Linked DNA regions of Mus musculus: all the other regions are linked to region 2. A link is a loop called in an ENCODE intact Hi-C map of the cell type or tissue named here. Cell type or tissue: heart. All regions are shown on one strand. Each heading gives the region's core, and the rest is flanking DNA. Links, peaks and the distances in the headings are about the cores only.

Evidence for each region. Hi-C counts contacts between places; a loop is a spot of excess contacts. Peaks named below come from ENCODE experiments on the same cell type or tissue, not always from the same donor. Only the 100,000 strongest peaks of a DNase experiment are listed, where the experiment ranks them.
Region 1: it touches region 2 in a loop (5-fold over the local background); 3 of 42 quality-filtered maps call a loop at or near these places.
Region 3: it touches region 2 in a loop (7-fold over the local background); 24 of 42 quality-filtered maps call a loop at or near these places.

Annotation. Positions count from the first base shown.
Region 1 is chr5:44,045,477-44,051,602 of GRCm38, reverse strand. It overlaps Prom1 (prominin 1), which reads left to right. Exons shown (of 28, transcript NM_001163577.1): 6 at 3,985-4,105; 7 at 6,020-6,083. Among named protein-coding and RNA genes, the nearest start is that of Prom1, 53 kb to the left of the region's middle. In heart, for the core only: a CTCF peak has its summit at 2,836 (motif pointing left); no DNase peak of the experiment used is centred there; H3K27ac peaks cover 222 bases.
Region 2 is chr5:45,422,081-45,428,206 of GRCm38, reverse strand. It overlaps D5Ertd615e (DNA segment, Chr 5, ERATO Doi 615, expressed), which reads left to right and starts at 3,807. Exons shown (of 6, transcript NR_131933.1): 1 at 3,807-3,971. In heart, for the core only: a CTCF peak has its summit at 3,715 (motif pointing right); no DNase peak of the experiment used is centred there.
Region 3 is chr5:44,281,752-44,287,877 of GRCm38, reverse strand. No RefSeq gene overlaps it. Among named protein-coding and RNA genes, the nearest start is that of Gm40296, 21 kb to the left of the region's middle. In heart, for the core only: no CTCF peak of the experiment used is centred there; no DNase peak of the experiment used is centred there.

The DNA.
Region 1 (6,126 bases), core at 543-5,542, 1.4 Mb after region 2:
CAAAGCACCTATTTGGTAGTTTAAGGAGAGTTACATCTGGTTCCACTGACGGGGCATGCATTGATGTTTTATGGCTTGTTTGCCTTGGGTCATTCTTTTCTCAGTGTCTTCATGCCCTAGGCATTGACTGGTATCTGTTACAATGAAGAAAAAATAATTTATGTGGCTCTAATATTTGCTTTAAAGTACAATGAATAACAGCGAGTGTCTAGCTCGATGGCAAATAGAGGCATTCATTCTCTATTTAGTTTAAATGAAAGGTTTAAGTTAGAGCTCATAACTAGAAACTAGCATTGGTCAACACAGTAAAGTCTTTATCAGTTGCTAGTATTTGCTCATTGGGAGGTTTATGTAAGAACTCAGTTTACAGGTGTTTGCTGGGAAGTTCCTTTGCGGCGTTACTTTGGAGAACTACAGAGAAAATGTTCTGCCAGCCACCTGCCATCTTCCAGGTCTCAGGCCACCCTGTTTCCTCTCTTTCTTTCTGACCATGAGGGCTTTTGAACTTGTTATTTTAAACATTGTTGTTGTTGTTGTTCTCACCGTTGGGTGTTTTATATTCATGTGTCTGCATTTTGTGCATGCCTGATGCCTGCAAAGGCCATATCCTCAGGAACTGGAATCACAGAGTGACCATGTGGGTGTTGGGATTTGAACCTGGGTCCTCTGGAAAGGCATCCTTGCTAACTGCCAAGCAGTCTTCCCAGCCCTTGGAGTTGTCATTTTTTTAACCCAAACATAAACATTTACACTGGAAATTTGCTTGGAAAGTTGTTGAGATCATTTGCAGAACTCTGTTTAGCACAGACTTTGTTGTTGTTGTTGTTGTTGTTGTTGTTAAAGTTATTGATAGCATGATTTTGATCGTCTCTAGCCGGGCTTTCTAGAACTGCGTTCTTGACAGTTGAAAGGTTTGGAAAGGATATTTTCTGAAAGGTTGTACGGCAGTTCGTTGATCTGAGTGACTTTCTTGTGAGTAAAGTCATATAGAATAAAGGACAAGGGCAGTTTCTGACATCTACGCTGAGCACACAGCAAGTGTCAGCAGATCAAGTTTAGAACAAACCTTCAAGCGTTCAGGAATGAGGACAGGCCACATAAGGCAAAGTTGACGGGGAGGAGGTTACGACCTCCTTTTAGGGGCATTGAACTTAGGTATAACTAAGAGTAAACCTCGGCAGGCATTGCGACACACGACATCACAGATTCCTGTGGCGGAGCTCCTTTCATGGGGATGGACAGGAAAAGGTCAATAGGAAGTGGTGAACTTCCTGGTCCACTTTGACTTATTCCATGACCAAATGGGTCTGTTGCTTGGTAGAAGGAATGACTGAGATCATTTGTAGCATGCAGGGAGAGAAAGTCTGATTCCCCAGGGTGGATACCAGCTCTACTTAGGGGTGATTCTAACTTGTCACAACCCAAATATTTGAACCTGGCTTAGTTAAATAAAGACCCTGGTATATTACCAGGTTTCAGTTCTTGTTTGTGTGTGTGTGTGTGTGTGTGTGCATGTGTGCCTTGCACATAACTCTAAAATCATCGAGTCACTAACCTAGCTTAGGATTAGGGTGTCTTGCTCACCAGTAATGAATATAACTGAGGTACACTGTCTGCTTCATAAGTGTAGGACAGAGAGTAGTGGGTCATATGGCAGTTCAAAGGGTACAGGACGTTTTGTCTTCATTTTCTGAGGTTGCACTAAGATGGGACTCAAGCTTTAGAATAAACAAGTTCCCAGGGAATTTGTGGACATCCCCCAAGCCCTTCTCCTTTGCAATATGAGCAGTGTTTATACATCCTAGGGTGGATTCCAGCTGGTTTATAATATCAGCTCCAAGCTGCCCTGGCTCCAAGCTGGCTGAAGCTCAGATAGAAAGAAAGGTCTTCACGGAGTTAGTGGGGCTGGGGGCTGGGGGGTGAAGTGGGGGGATGGGGAGTGGGGAGGTGGTGGGAGGCGGAGTGGGGATGAGGAACCAGGTCCAAGTCACATGTTCTGGCTCTCCTAATTCCACCATAGCTCACTAGGCTGAGTTAAGTACTGTTCAATGTCATGTGCCACATAGGCATGTTAGTGTCACTGGCAGCCCGAGAGGAACTGTGTATTATTGTCACAGGAAGACAAGTTTTAAGAACGAGAAACCACATACGAACTAAGCACTCCTCCAGATGCAACAGTACTTTTTATTTGTTTAGAATTTTTTTTTTTTTTACTATGTGTCTGTGTCTGTGGCTATGTGTGATTATTTGTTTATATGTGTGTATCTGTGATTATGTGTCCATGTGTGTATGTGTCTGGGGGGGAGGGGGGGATATGAGCACTGGAATGTGGATGCCCTTGAAAGCCAGAGGCATTGGCTGCCCCAAAGCTGGCAATACAGTTGGTTGTAAGCAGCCCCTCAGGTGCTATGAACTAAACTTGGGTTCTCTGGAAGAACAGTTGTGAAAACTTTCTTCCTGTTGAGCCATCTCTCCAGCCCCATGGAGCAGTACTCTTAAACAGAGTGAATATATGTCCTGGGACTTGGATTTTGTTGTTGTTGTTGTTCATTTGTTTGTTTGTTTGGGTTTTTTTGTTGTTGTTTTGTTTTTGGTGACATGGGATTTTTTCAATGCAAAAAGGCAGGATGCCTGTTATCCCACTGGTACGGAGATTGCTTGGTAACTTGATAGGCTGTTCCATGTTGTTTCCCCAGGATTTATTTGGTACTTGCTAACCTGTTCTTAAAGCATATGCACATTGTACACTGGATACAAAAATAACAGTTTTGGTCTTTTCTGTCTGTGGGTAAAACGGGTTGTGCTATTTATTAATTCCTTGCTGCCCTCTAGTGGTCAGATTGAAAAGTAGTTTGGGTTTTAGCTCCCCTGCCTTGAGGGGTTTGTTTTAATTTTGAGACAAGGTCTCTTTGTGCAGCTCAGGTTAGTCCGGAGCTCTGAGGTCTTCTCACTTTGCTCTTCCAAGTGTCGGGATAATGGGTGTGTGCTACCATGCCTGGCTGAGCCTTTACTCCTGCAGCCGATAAAATTCTAAGGTTCAGAGGCCCTCAACAAATGAACCAATTTGTATAACTCAAACCAAGAGATTGATAGTGGCTAATGAGCACAAGCGCTTTTAGTACCCTTAAATTCAGTCTTTTGAGATAAGTGAGGAAGAAGGTTTTAATTTCCACATAGGCTAGTCTTTCCTGCAAGGTGACTATGTGAAGGCGTTTGGAATCCCTTATGATGTGTATTTTATGTAGAGAAAAGTATTTTCTTCATAAGTACATATTCAAGAATTTCCCTGAGGAAAATACAACCCTCAGCAAGAGAACCAGGACATTTCTAGCACCACCGTTTGGGTGGATTTTGTACTTCATATGTGTGGTGTGTTCACTTCAAGTTGTCATCTTGACATAGCCTGGTGTCATGTGGGAGGAAATCGCTGTGGGTGTATTTTACCCCAGCAAAAGGGAAATGACATTAAGTCTTCCCACAGTGCTTTAATGCTGAAATACCTTATTTCTTTTCAATCTGGACAACACAGAAACTAACAATTAAATGAAGAAACACCAGACATCCCAAGTCCCTCTTCCCATTTTGTTATTTCCCTCTTCTATGACGGTAGCTAAGGTGCGTGATAATGTTTGTGTGGGTGTAAGAGGATATACCCACAAGGTGCATGCATGTATGTGTGAGCACATACACACAGACACACACACACACAAACACACACTCAAACACCTAACACAGCCTATGCCTTTGTCACTGTCCTTCCAGCATTTGTTGTGAACACTGTTCATTTATGAGAGCCATAACACAGTACTCCATCCTAAACAGAGATGTGTCTTCAGAGCCTTAGTCCTGTTTTGTGTTTTGGTGGTGTGCAATGGTGGTCTTAGTAGGTAGGTTGTAGTGGAAGGTGGTGGAGGTGGCCGTTCGTCGGCTCCTGTGCTGCTGAGGATATTGGATCCTAGCCAACACTTTTCTCTTTCCCTACAGCCTTGGCATTATATATGGCTTTGTGGCTAACCAGCAGACCAGGACTCGGATCAAAGGGACCCAGAAACTGGCAAAGAGCAATTTCAGAGACTTTCAAACACTCCTGACTGAAACACCAAAGGTAAAAACCTACAGCCTGCGCATTCCATGGCGCTTTGTGTGAGCTGCTCTGAGTACCTGTGTGTGCGTTTAGCAGCACAGCCAAGCCTTTTAACAAGTCAGTGAACCCACGTGGAAAGCCATTGCCCTTTAATGATGCAGATGAAGAAACATAACCAGAGAGTTCAAAAAGCATGGAAATGTGGTTTCCATAGCTTTAAGATATAGGTGTCTTATTTTGCTCTATTTTATTTAGGCATAACAAAAATCACTGCACATATACAAGTACCTAACAATTTTAAGTGTCTCACTGTGGGTTGCTTTGTTTTTTGTTTGTTTGTTGTTGTTGACATTGTTGGATGGATGCTCTTGCCTTTGTTTGGTGCGTATAGTTAACCCCTTATCATTTACATAGCTACTATTAAGATAGAATTCACTAGCTTTATGCACACCTGATTATTATTATCTGTGTAGGTGTGTCAGTCTATTTAGGAAGGACTTTCTTCTCTCTCTCTCACACACACACATACATACACACACATCTCTCTAACACACACACACACACACACACACACACACACACACACACACACGCACACACCATGTCACTTTGGAAGACAGCAAACAGAATGGCTGAAGGCAGTGATGGGCAAGCCTGTTTTGTCCTCATCCGAGGAGTGTGTTGATGTATCGCCGATACAGAATATGACTTGGAAAGTACCTGAGCAGGAACCGGCCTAAGCGTGTGAAGCTCATGGGTATTGGCATTGGTGGGGAGTCTCCCCAAAACCATGGATCCTTGAACAAGGTGTGGCCTTCTGAGTTGACTCTGTCCTTAAAATGCTGTGCATCAAGTGTGTCAAGAAGCTGGAAGTAAAAGGCAGAGGCATTTGGGAGGGGGAGAATAGAGAGCTTAACCCTGCCTGGCTTTGCAGGTCGCACTGGTAGAACTACCTTTCTCCCACCATGTAAACAAAAGCTCATGCTTGTCATGTGACATCTTAAAGATTCCACAGAACCCCCCCGCCCCCCCCCAATGCCAAAAGTAACAACAGTGCCCCTGAATACTAGGCTGTCTCTCATCCTTTTATAAAGAGAGTAAATTCCTCGGGCTTTGGGGAAACTTAACCTGGTTGGACATATGCGAAGACCTCTAACAAACAGAAGTTTTACAGATAATTGAACAGGCAACTGACAGACAGAATATAGCTGTCTCCAAACAGAACAAGACGTTTCACGTCTGGTAATCAGGGAAATGAAAATTTAAACTCTGAGTTGTGTTCCCTGGGAAGGTTGGCAACCCTAGAAGAATGTTAACCCAGCCTCGCAGAGAAGCAGGCCACCATAGATAAGAAGATAAGTACTCCTTAAGACCACTCAGGAATAGTCAATATCGTGGACTCACGCATCAAAACTTTAGAAGGTCTTCTTGTTCATTGTTTCTTGAGTCTGGGCTGTCTCTGTGACCTGTTTATGACCAGAAGAGCACAGTGGACATGACCTTGGGCTAGTCGGAAACATCTAGGAGCCTTGCATCGAGTACCTATCAGCCTCTCCTTGATGGTGATCCTAAGGATATCTTGGGAAGATACCCAGGCTGGTCACTAAGAAGATGCAAGAACGTATGGAGAGAGACAGACCCACCTCTGATCATGCATTCAGTCCTCACCATGAGCCGTCTAGCTGGTCCACAGAACCGTGAGACATAAGACATGGCCACAGCTAGTAAGTTTATAATAAGTAAGCACAAGAGATAAGTTTGTAATAGGCGGTAAAACGTGGGAGTACCAGATGAGCGTTCACCACCTCTTAGCTATTTCTTTTTCAAAGTGCTCAGAGTTAATATATATATATTTTAATCTTAAGTCTTAAATGCTATCTTTGTATAATGACTTTGCACCTCAAAGGGCAGATGCCATGTAACTTTCTTTTCCAGCAAATTGACTATGTAGTGGAGCAGTACACCAACACCAAGAACAAGGCATTCTCAGACCTGGATGGTGAGTAGCAATAAAAGATGGTTTGCACTTTTGTTGTTAAGGC
Region 2 (6,126 bases), core at 636-5,635:
AATGTTCATTGCAACGAGTCAAGGTTTTTGGCTTCTGTGACATCATCAATATTGGATCCGCACTGGGACTCCTGGCTATCCGGTTGTTGCCCCGTGTAGTAGAGATGCAGAAACCTTTGGATCAGCAAGACTAGCCCTTTCACGCATCCCAACTCTTCATAGATGATACAGCTTTGGGGTAGTTCAACTCAGAGCCCTGCATCTGGGGCTGGGTTGTACCCAAGGTAGTCAGCTTTTGGGCTCTCCCTTATCCACAACACCAGGGCATGTTCTCCAGCACGGCCCCAGCTAGGTTACCCAATACTGGCAGAGTCAGTTCTAGAATTATTAATTTTTTTTAGTGTGTGTGTGTTTATCTGTCTGTCTATCAGAGTATATATTAAGTGAGTTCAGTGCCTTCAGGGGCCAGAAGAAGGCTCCAGATCCCCCAGGAGCCAGTGTTACAGAAGGGTGTGAGCAACTTGATGTGGATTCTGGGAATCGAACTTGAGTTCTCTGGAAAAGTCCCAAGTGCTCTTACCTGATGAGCCATCTCTCCCACTCCTGTGGAGGTTCCCTAAGTTTAGACACAAGTTGATCCCCAGTACTGTCTTCTGTTGGAGAAATATGATTTATTCAGTTTCTCCTCATTTAATTATTTGTCCTCAGTTATGTATTGTTCATTTTTCTTGCTGGCTGATGAACAATAGCAGACCTTATTTATCTGCACCCTGATGTTAATGAATACTGACTTATTGATTGACACTTTCTTTTACTTGTGAGTCTCAGGAGTGACAATGCCTGGTGACTACTGTGGGTCATGGTGTACTGAGGAGTCACTGTTCTAACTCCTCACCATTTACTCCATCCTCACGATGACCCTATTGAATAGGCATTGTTAGCTCCCATTTTACAGATGAGAAAACAGGTGCAATGAGGTACGACTATATATATGAATGACTGGTAAAACCTGCCCTACTAGGACAGTTTCACCTTCTCTCATTAGCCTTTCTGGGGTTTGTCCTTTGAGGAATCCTTTGGACTGTGGGACATCAAAGTGCTTTAAATCCACACATAAGTTTAAACAGCTGACAGGCAGCTCTACTGCTGTCTGCTGATCCAGGTGCTGGGGGACTCATCACAACCTAGGTTAAGGGCCAGGCTCTACTGCCCAGCACTGACCCAACTTGATAGTGGGATGTGTTGGCCCCCTGCCTCCCCTGCCTCCCTGTTTCTTTTCCTGGGTTTCCTGCCCTCAGACCTTCTATCTCAATTCAGTTCGCCTGCAACCTTTATCTTTCCTGTTCCTCTTTGGAGGGTGGTGGCAATGTAAACTATCTTAAAACTCTACAACTGTCTTTGTTAAGTTTGCTAATATTGAATTCCTGTCTCATCAGACTGCAAGATCTTGTCAGCAGAGAGTGCTTCATCAGTCATGTGGTGGTTCATAGCTGTTTAGTCTAGAAAGAGAGAGATCATGGGTCTGTAAATGACCCACAGGCTAGGCACTGGAGGCTCATGGTCTCCCTAATGAGCTTTCTGTTTAATCTCCTTGAATCTACAATAACCCTAGATAGCAGAACCTATTTCACACATGAGGAAGAAGGTAAGAGAGGTTAGGCTGCAGAGTCACATGGCTTTGGGAAGGAAGTACATCAATTTTGAGCTCTAGACTGATTCCCAAGAATCTTCTGTTGAATTACCAAGGAACCATGGACAAGTCTTCTGGGAGAATACAGGCTTGAGGGAATGCAGAAAGAGGAGGAAGACTCAGGTGGCAAAGACCACATCATAAAATGCACTTAGCTAGTAGTTTTATCTTGTAGTTTACAGGGCACACTGGACCACTGAAACCAAGTCCTTCAATGGAGGAATGGATTCAGAAAATTGCTACGCACACTCCAGTGAAGTTTGCTTGGCAGGCCGAGAGGCCTGGAAGCACTCATGAGGCAAAGAGTTTCACAGAAACTCACCTCCTGGAGCTTTGGCGTTCTCATTAACCCGTATACTCATACCCTATCCCCGTGTTAGTCTGGTGTATAGATCCACGTGCTCTCTTTTAGTATTATTTTATTATAAGTGCTTTTAAAGATTGAATTCTGACATAGTTAAGCCTTTGCCAGTGTTCCAATGTCCTAGAAAATGCTTGAAGCTGAGCTTGGAATCCGGTATGAATGCAGTAAGGAAGTTACCTATTCAGTAACTAATTAAGCATTACAAAAGACAGAACCAGCAGCTCAGAGCTGGTCTGCAGAGTATTTACTAAGGACAGTAGCAAATCTCACCCAAACAAGGGAATGCCATGAAAGAGCCAGGGAATCCCACTGAGATAGAAATCTTTAGTACTGGCTACATTGCATATTAGAAGCAAGTTGGTGAATTCTGACAAATGGAGATTCTCCACAGATACTTAAAAGTTACACTCACACAAGAAATTATCAGGGCCCAGGATAGGGGGGTTGTGGTATTGCAGTATTCATGAGGAGGTCTGCTAAAGTAGAACCCCTGGAGGTGGGCTTAACAATAGACTAGCTTTACACCTGGCTCCCTTCTCAGTGGCAGTGACCTGGTCCCTGCCTTCTTTTGATGTATACATTCATTTTGTATTATGTCACTGTAACTTGGTGGATTGTATCTCGTCTGGTTTCTTGCTATTCTTCTGTATAAAAAGTTTGATGCTTGACTTGACAAATTACATTCAGATTCTACACAATCTCCTGTGTTGATCTGTCTGTCATTCGCCAACTCCTTGCCCATCTGCACCCAGAGGGTCTGCGGCAGAAAATGTGGCACATTTACACAGTAGAGTACTACTCAGCTATTAAAAACAATGACTTCATGAAACTCTTAGGCAAATGGATAGAACTAGAAAATATCCTGAGTGAGGTAACCCAGTCACAAAAGGACACACATGGTATGCACCCACTGATAAGTGGATATTAGCCCAAAAGCTTGAAATACCCAAAATACAATTCACAGACCACATGCAGCTCAAGAAGAAGGAAGACCAAAGTGTTGATGCTTCGCTCCTCCTTAGAAGGGGGAACAAAATACTCACAGGAGGAAATATGGAGACAATGTGTGAAGGAAAAGCCATCCAGAGACTGCCCCACCTGGGAATCCATCCCACATACAGTTACCAAACCCAGACACTATTGTGGATGCCAAGAAGTGCTTGCTGACAGGAGCTTGATATAGCTGTCTCCTGAGAGGCTCTGCCAGAGCCTGACAAATACAGAGGTGAATGCTCAGAGCCAACCATTGGACTGAGCACCGGGTCTCCAATGGAGGAGTTAGAGAAGGGACCGAAAGAGCTGAAGAGGTTTGCAACCCCATAGGAAGAACAACAGTATCAATCAACTAGATCTCCCCAGAGCTCCCAGAGACTAAACCACCAACCAAAGAGTACACATGGAGGGACCCATGGCTCTAGCTGCATATGTAGCAGAGGATGGCCTTGTCAGGTATCAATAAGAGAAGAGGCCCTTGGTCCTGTGAAGTCTCAATGGCCCTGTGTAGGGGAATGCCAGGGCAGGGAGGCAGGCAGGAGTGGGTGGGTGGGTGGGGAACACCCTCATAGAAGCAGGGGGAGGTGGGGGCAGGGGTTTTTCTAGGGCAGAGAACTGGGAAAGGGGATAACATTTGAAATGTAAATAAAGAAAATATCCAATAAAAAGGAGAAGAAAAAAAGAAAAGAAAAGAAAAGAGCATTTTGAAGGCAGTATGCAGTTTGAAACAATTCCACAAGGGGGCAGGCGTCGGCAACAGATGCACATAGGTGCTGGGCAACTCCGTAAGGAACAAGGCTCCTTAGACTCAGACTCTGTGCAGACATAGGATGACAAGCCACCTGCCAGTGCTGGAGACCACTGCTGTGCATGCTGCCGCCTTCTTGTTCATGTACCTCCCCCTCCCTCATCCTTCATGTTTACTTCTTTCACCGAAATGAAAATTGGTTGACTACAGAGCAGACACTTCCTAAACCTCTCAAGGTAGGTGCTTCTAAATGAGCTGTTCACAGCCTGTGGGTGGCAGCCCATTCGGGGTTGCACATTAGGTATCCTGCACAACAGATATTTACACTATGATTCATAACAACAGAAAAATTACAATTGTGAAGTAGCAACGAAAATAATTTTATGGCTGGGGTCACCACAACAGGAGGATTTGTATTCAAGGGTCACAGCCACTGCTCTAAGCCATCGCTCGAGCAGGCCCTTAAAGTCCCTGAAAGAGAAACACAACACAGCACAGACAACGGGAGTAGCCTCCATGTTAGCACATATCTTAGCCCCAGGGAAAGACCTGGTCCCCTACTATTTGTATCAGCACCCCTGGTATAGGTTCTGTCACTCTCCATACTTAGAAAATGGTAAGTGACCCTAGCTTAGGCCCACTTAACATTTATTGAGTACTTACTATGTGTCAAGCTTGTGTCCACCCTGAGATTCTCGAGAAAAAAAAATTCAGTTCCACAATTTTGAACCAAATTTAAAGCAAGCTTTAATTAAATGCTGGCCAGGTAGAGGACTCTGGCCAGGTCTACTCCTGGGTTCCCAGGGAATGGCCACAAGTTACATTTTTCAAGGACTTAAAAAGGCAAAACCCACAATTCATTGCATTTCCCATTAGTTCCAAACCAGGGGCTAACATATATCCTGACATATTTTCCTGCCTATGTGACTTCTGCCTACATCCAATCAAATACATCTGGTATAAAAAAAATTAAGTAAACTTGTTCAGGGGAGTCAAAATGCATGGCTTGTTAATTCCCAAGAACTACAGCTTCCAGTATTCCAGAAAGTTATCTTGACCTTGCATAAGTGGGGCCTACAGGTAAACTCCGACTCTTACACTTGGTACTGGGAAATCTAGCAGAAATCTCTCCTCTACCTTCTCCTCTCTTCCCCTCCCCCTCCCCATCTTCCCCTCTATCTCCTATTTTATCATATGTGTAAGGACGCTTTGTGAAGTAATATCATACACTTAGATTCCAGGAATCAGGCCCCTTACATATTGGGGGCCTTATTTTATCTTACAGTAGACATGGATGAATATACAGGGACACCTCCAAGTAAAGGTTAGCAAATACTGCCTTATGTCACAGCTGCCTCCTTAAAGGCCTTTTTGGGACTCTGCACTCTTTTGGGACCTTTGTGGATAAGGTTTAGGCAGAGGAAGACTTCAGTATCTGAAAGTGAAATCACTTACTAGTAAGTGTAGGCCATGTCATGAGATCCCCTTTCGGGGAACTGGTGACCTGGAGTTAAACCTGGAAGTTAAGGGTGCAAAGAGCTGATCTGTCCACACGAAGGTTTGAGAAGACTTAGAGTAATGGCTGCACTCAGCTTTGCTGAGGTGGATCAAGGCTGTGCACACTTGGCATGCTCATGATTTATCCGGAGGGTTTCATTTTTGCCATGCAACTTTTCTGTTATTTGGAAATTTGTGTGTGTGTGTTCACGCACAGGCACATCATATGTGCTTCAAAGAAATGACGGACTCCTGCTGGCTAAAATTTTTCTTCCTGCTCCCCTCCTCTCCCCGGTTAAGGGAAGGCTGATTTCTCTATCTGTATCTTGAGTGACAGAGAGGAGCACCCATGGTGATAAGTGACACAGACACAGGCAAGCTGGAGAGCAAACCTGAGCCAAACATCGGGGGAGCCTGGGTCTTCCTCTCACTTTAACCCAGGAGTCCTTACCGTGACCCTTGGATCCACAAACACTATACATTGGCCTTGAAAGAGCCAGCTAGAATTCCAGTCAACTCTGCGTGGCTCCAAGGGAGTTCTGGAATTTGCAACACGTATGCTGGTGCCTGCTTCGGATCTGCTAATCTCAAGTCTTGCCAGGACTTCAGCATTGTATCAAGTTGATCCTTCAGGGTCAAGCTGGATAATTGTTCCCTGATGGTGGTTTGGTGTGGAGAATAGCTCTTGATGGGGTATCAAAGATCAACAAAACCAGACACTGAAGTGTTAAGGATGGATTCAGTCAGCAACAGGCTAGCATAATGGGTGAAAAACGGAACTTCATGCAGAGCTGGCTAGATATTTTCAAGGAAGGATGAAGGGGGAGGGGAATAGAGGGGGAGGGGCAGGAGAGTCTGGACAGTGACAGTTTATGAAGTGTGGGATGGAGGACT
Region 3 (6,126 bases), core at 534-5,533, 1.1 Mb after region 2:
AGCTAAATATCCTTGAACGTTCATTGTATTTATTTCTGTGTCTATTTCACTGTAGATAGAAGGGGTGATATATCTGGACCAGATCCGAGGTTGAGATGATAATGATATGAGATTCCATCCTGCTGTCTAAGGTTTTAATTGGATTAAAAAAATAAATAAATCCATTCTGAGATGGAGACGGCACCTTGGCCGTGTTCTTGCACTACAAAAATGATAAGGTTTCCAATGATTATGTCAGCTTCTGGGGTATCCAGAGATGAAACCTGGAACCAGTCATGCCAAAGGACCTTGAGGCTTCAAGCCTGACCTGCCCCGGCCAGATGGCCATACCACTAGAGTGTGGTCGCTAACCGAGGGTTTTAAGATTCAGGCTTTTATAGTGAAGATACGTAACTGCACCAGAATAGGAGGAGAAGAAAATGCTGCTTTCCAGGAACTGTTCTCGTTCCAGTGACTGCTTTCCCTCCAGGGGAAGGAGAATGCCTGGACCCTGATCAGTGGAATCTATTTAGGAATTTCATGATGGAGAAGTGAAGAAACCTTATCATCTTTGAGTCGCTAAAAGTCCGGGTTTCTTATTAAAATAATGCTTCAGTGAACAGTGGTAACCAATACAACTTCAAAGCTCCCTAGCACCTGGTTTTATGAATGCTGTGCCCACAATAAAGTACCTGTAAACACACACTCACACACAAACATACACACACACACACACACACACACACACACACCAATACCTGCATACCAGAGGCCTCCTTGTAAAACAAACACCCAGCACACCTATATCATCTCCATATTAGATAGACACAAAGTGTTACAAAAGACAAAGGCATGCAGTGATGAGATTGTTAGCATGGCCTCTGTTTCTTTTTCTATTAGAATGAAAAGTAAGATCTGTTTCCCTGCTCCGTTGCCTCACCCCTAAATTGGACACGTATCTGTGCAAATGAGGCAGCTCAGCTGTGAGTCCAGGCAGCTCTTGTGCTATCACGAGTACAGAACACTCAACAAATAAAGCATATGCTACCAAGTAGTAGACTGGCACCCTTGAGAGAAGGTGGTATCTCTTCCAGTCTTAGCAATCCTGGAGCCTCAGACACCAAAGGCTTAGGGGCTAGAATGACAGACAGAGGCTTATAGCTCCAATCCCTGAGAATGAGAGGCTTTAGAAGCCATGGACATGAGCCTCTAGGTGCGCGATGTGACAGTTTAATGTCTGGGCCTAGGTTGCCAGAGGCCCAGGACCTGGAATTATTGTAATCCTCAGCTCTCCCAAAGCCAAGCCTCACCCCCGCCCAAGGTGGGGTTTCTATGTGTATCCCTAGCTGTCCTGACACTTGCTCTGTAGACCAGGCTGGTCTTAACTCAGAGATCTGTCTGTCGGTCCCAGCCTCCGCCTCTGCCTCTGCCTCTCTGCCTCTCTGCCTCTCTGCCTCTCTGCCTCTCTGCCTCTCTGCCTCTCTGCCTCTCTGCCTCTCTGCCTCTCTGCCTCTCTGCCTCTCTGCCTCTCTGCCTCTGCCTCTGCCTCTGCCTCTCTACTTCTCTGCCTCTCTGCCTCTCTGCCTCTCTGCCTCTCTGCCTCTCTGCCTCTCTGCCTCTCTGCCTCTCTGCCTCTCTGCCTCTCTGCCTCTCTGCCCCTCCTCTGCCTCTCTGCCTCTCTTCTGCCTCTCTGCCTCTCTGCCTCTCTCTCTGCCTCTCTCTCTGCCTCTCTGCCCCTCCTCTGCCTCTCTGCCTCTCTGCCTCTCTGCCTGTCTGCCTCTCTCTCTGCCTCTCTCTCTGCCTCTCTGCCTGTCTGCCTGTCTGCCCCTGCCCCTGCCCCTGCCCCCAAAGTGCAGGAATTACAGGTCTGCATGGCCACTGCCCATCCCTCTGCTCCTACAAGGAGCTAGTGCCTGCTTCAATCAGTGCCAGCTAATATCACAGCCTCCAAGCCCTGTGTATTGGAACCCTTACCCTTTTTTAACAGTGAGTAATGTTACAACTTCTGATCCTTGGATGTTGGAACTCTTGACCCTTAAGTCTTCCAGAACTCTGGAACTCTTCCAGCAACTGGGTACTGCAGTCCCTGGCTTTGGGTCACTTCCTTGTCAGATGACACTGAGTCTAGACAGCCTGGGTACTTTTTGCCTACAGCAATGAATCAAACATGCAACCTCTACTACCCTAACTCTTTAAACTCTCAGCTGAGATGTTTTCAGTGTCTGTACTTCATGTAACCTCAAGAGTCGCATCAGGTTTTGAGTTCGAAGCAATGATTATTACCTGCTTGTTGCAATGAAGGCACCTCATCCCCATATCCCAAGGCTCCCTCTCTGTGAGTGGTATAAAAGAGCCACACCTGCATATGCAGGGAGTTTCTGGTGCCACTGGAGAGGATCTCTCAAAATATGAATCTGAGGTCTTAACTCCATGCTGCTTCTTCCTCTTTAAGTCAGGGAGGGAAATCTAACCTGCTATAGGTACCTGAGTTTGCTTTGGGATGAAACAGGAAGAGTCCTAGATTCTTTTCCCTTGGAGTACAAATGAATATCTCCTTTCTTAAGACAAACTGGAGTCGATAACCTAGAGCTCTGTCCCTACCTCTGTAACATAGTTGCAGTGACCCTGTGAGGTCTCCTGGCTTCAAACCTCCCTTTAGATTCCACACTTGTCTGATAGTGTGAGCTGATCTTTGCTCCAAAGCCTTAACCATGCAGAAACATAAAAAATATTATTTCTTAACTCATCTCCTCTAGGTGAAGGTAATAATGGGCCAAATTAATAACTTAAAGATTGACTCAACAAGAATTAAATAAGAAATACATTTGGCTATCTCTAGTCTCTGCAGTTTGTTGTTGTTGTCGTCATCAGAAACACCAGTATTGTGTTCTACCAAAAGATCTCCAATTATTAGAACCTTAAAACTGACCCATCAGGCTTTTAAGAGCAGTGGTGGTGTCATGAGCAGAAATCAGTAACAGATGCAGTTTCTCTAGGAGGAGGATCTTCTGCAGCTTCACCTGGCAGATTGATGTCTGGCTGTGTGGGTTGGGCATGGCCTCAGAGTTTAAGTAAATATAAATCGTTCTCACTTTGTGATTTTCCAAAATGGCATATACCTGCATCCCTGACACCAGGACCCACTGCAGACCTCCTGAATTGGCATCTCTAAGATCCTGTTGCCCCAAAAATCCATATTCTTAGAGCCTCAGCTCCTGAACTAAGAGGTAACCAAGTTTGACTGCAATTGCATCAACATCCCTCATAACGCAGAAAATCCAGTTCTAGGAAGGGTTCTGGCGCCACCTAGACGCGGCACTTGGTTTTGCAACATCTCAGTGCCACCTACAGTTAAGCAGATGCTGATGGTGTATGTAAACCTGGAGCATTTGCTTTTCAGCAGCCACTGCCTTCGCTTGGACTCTTTAGGATGTCCTTGAATGTCATCTTGGGAAGGTCTCATAACTTTCCAACTTTTGATCAAAAGTCCTGATCCATTCAAAACCTGAAATGTAAAATACAAATACTACCCAACTGGTTACATTAAGGATTGGAATGGGAGTTCAGAACATGGGTTCCTCCTAGGCCATCTACCTCTGACCTTTCACATTTGGCAGGAGAGATGTAGTCTGCTAGGAATCACCAGTTTTGATCTCTGTGCCCCCCCCGAGTCTCCTGGGGCTGCTGAAGTGGGAATATAGAGATTTTTCTGGGGAAGGTGGTGCATGAGGGATGCTTTCCATTCACCTTGTGGCAAGACAGGGATACAGAGCTGATTTTTCTAAGGATTCCATCTTGACACTCTCCACCAAGGATCATTAGCAAATACCCATAGTTCCTTTGGGCTCTGTCAGTGGGCTTCTCATCACCCCACTTTCTGAGAAGGGTGTCTCTGACTTCAACAGAGGCTTAATGGAGCCCCTCCACTCTTGCCTCCTCCTATCCCTTCTGCTTCCTCGTGGGCTACAGATCCCTTTTCTGCATCTTCTGGGCCATTCCCTTCGAAAGATAGGTTCCTTCATCGATTCCTCAAAGATGTAGGGAACTGAAGAACAGACCTTTCCTGATGGTACAAAAGGCTCCAGCTGACCTCTCACCTCCAGAAGGACAGAGGCCAAGACCCTGGGAATCTGTGTGATCTCTGATGTGCACCTCCAGAAATGTGCCATGCTCTTCCAAGGACTCCCAACCACTGTGCACTCTACCCAGTGCAGTATCAGACAGCTGCAGGTTCTGTGATACCCCAGCAAGGAGTGAGCTGGCAGGCTGGCCCTCCTGCAGCCCGTTCTAGCCCTGGGTGTATTTTCATCTATCTCCTTTCACACCCATTACAACTGATGATCAGCAAACATGTTTCTAATTTTCCTTGCAGTTTGGTACCATCATGACAATGCTCAGGCATGTGAGCGAGAGTCTTCTAGACTTGGAAGGGCGCCCTGGTCAATGTTTTTCTTTCCCCAATGACAATTTCATGAAAAAGACAAAATAAGTTTTCAGCCATGCCTTCTTCCTTCCTAATTCAGACATGGTAGCAGGAGCAGCTGTAGTAGCTATTCTTCAGCCATGGAGAAAATTCTAAAAATAACTTTACAGATGACAGCTCTGAAGCTGCGGAGCATCTCAGTCAATTCTCGGTTGTGTGATAAAATTCTAATCTCTGCTAGTTTATCCATTTTTATCAGTTTTTTAAGGTTTGGTAGTTATGAGCACAGGTAAGTGAAATAAATAATTCTCTATTTACAAAATTAAAGTAAAATTCATAAGGATATTGAAAGAAAGAACCTAATAAGACACAATATGTCTTCATTTGGATTTATTCTTGTGAAGAGACACCATGCCCAAGGCAACTCTTATAAAGGAAACATTTCATTGGAGTTGGCTTACAGTTCACAGGTTCAGACCATTGTCATCATGGTAGGAAGCATGGCAGCATGCAGGCAGACATGGTGCTGGAGGAACTGAGAGTTCTACAGCTGAATCTACAAGCAGAAAGAAGAGACAGTGAGCCACTGGGTCTACCTTGAGCTTCTAAGACCTCAAAGCCTACCCTCAGTGACACACTCCCCCCAACAAGGCCACACCTATTTCAACAAGGCCACCCCTCCTAACAGTCCCTCTTCTTATAAACCTATGAGGGCCATTTTTATTCAAACCACTACTCAATATAAAAAAAATCACTTTAAAGCTAGTAAATATCTAATAAAGTTTAGATCCGCAAAAGATAAATTTATCATCTTTCTATTTAATTCTGTGCACCACACAGAATTTGGTGAACTATATCTTAGCCAACTATTGCCTCAGCTATGCTAATTGTCTGCTCTTCTTTTTATATCTCATTGACAGCTCCAACATCAGTAAGTGACAGAGACCTAGATCCTAGACTTGAGTCAGTATGTCTGTTTGGGTGGTGGTTTGAATAAGAATGGCCCCTTTAGTCTCATATATTTGAATACTAAATTCCTAGTTGGTGGACTGTTTAGGACAGATTAGGAGGTGTGGCTTTTTTGGAAGAGGTGTGTCACTGGTGAGTGGGCTTGGAAGTTCAAAAACCCACAGCAGGCCCTGCCTTGCTCTCTGCCTCCATTTTGTGGTAGAATGAACTCCCTCAGCTACTATTCCAACACCCTGCCTGTCTGCCTGCCTCCATGCTTCCTGCCATGATAAGCATGGACCAAACTCCTGAAACTTGAAGCAAGCCACCAATTAAATGTTTTCGTTTATAAGCACCTTGATCTTAGTGTTGCTTCCCAACCATCAAACAATGACTAAGACAATCTGTCTTCCTGTGTTCAGCACACACCTGACTCTCCACACCGTTATGTTCTCTCTGTATTTCTTCCTGTCCCACCCACTTTACTGAATTGTAACTCTTAGTTTGCAGAAGAAGCAATGGTCATGGAAAGGATGCATTGTTAAATAGTTTCCCATGAAAAGACTTGTTCAGTTAATGTCTTAGAATATGATCTTATTTGAGAAGGCAATGTAATCGAGTGCAGATTTGGTCATATTCAAGTAGAATGGGTTAATATCCAATCATACTGACGTCTTTATAAAAAGATGGAGAGATGGCTCAGTGGTGAAGAGCATGTACTGTTCTTCCATGTCCCCAGACACTCCTATAAGGAGACTAACACCTGTCTATAACTC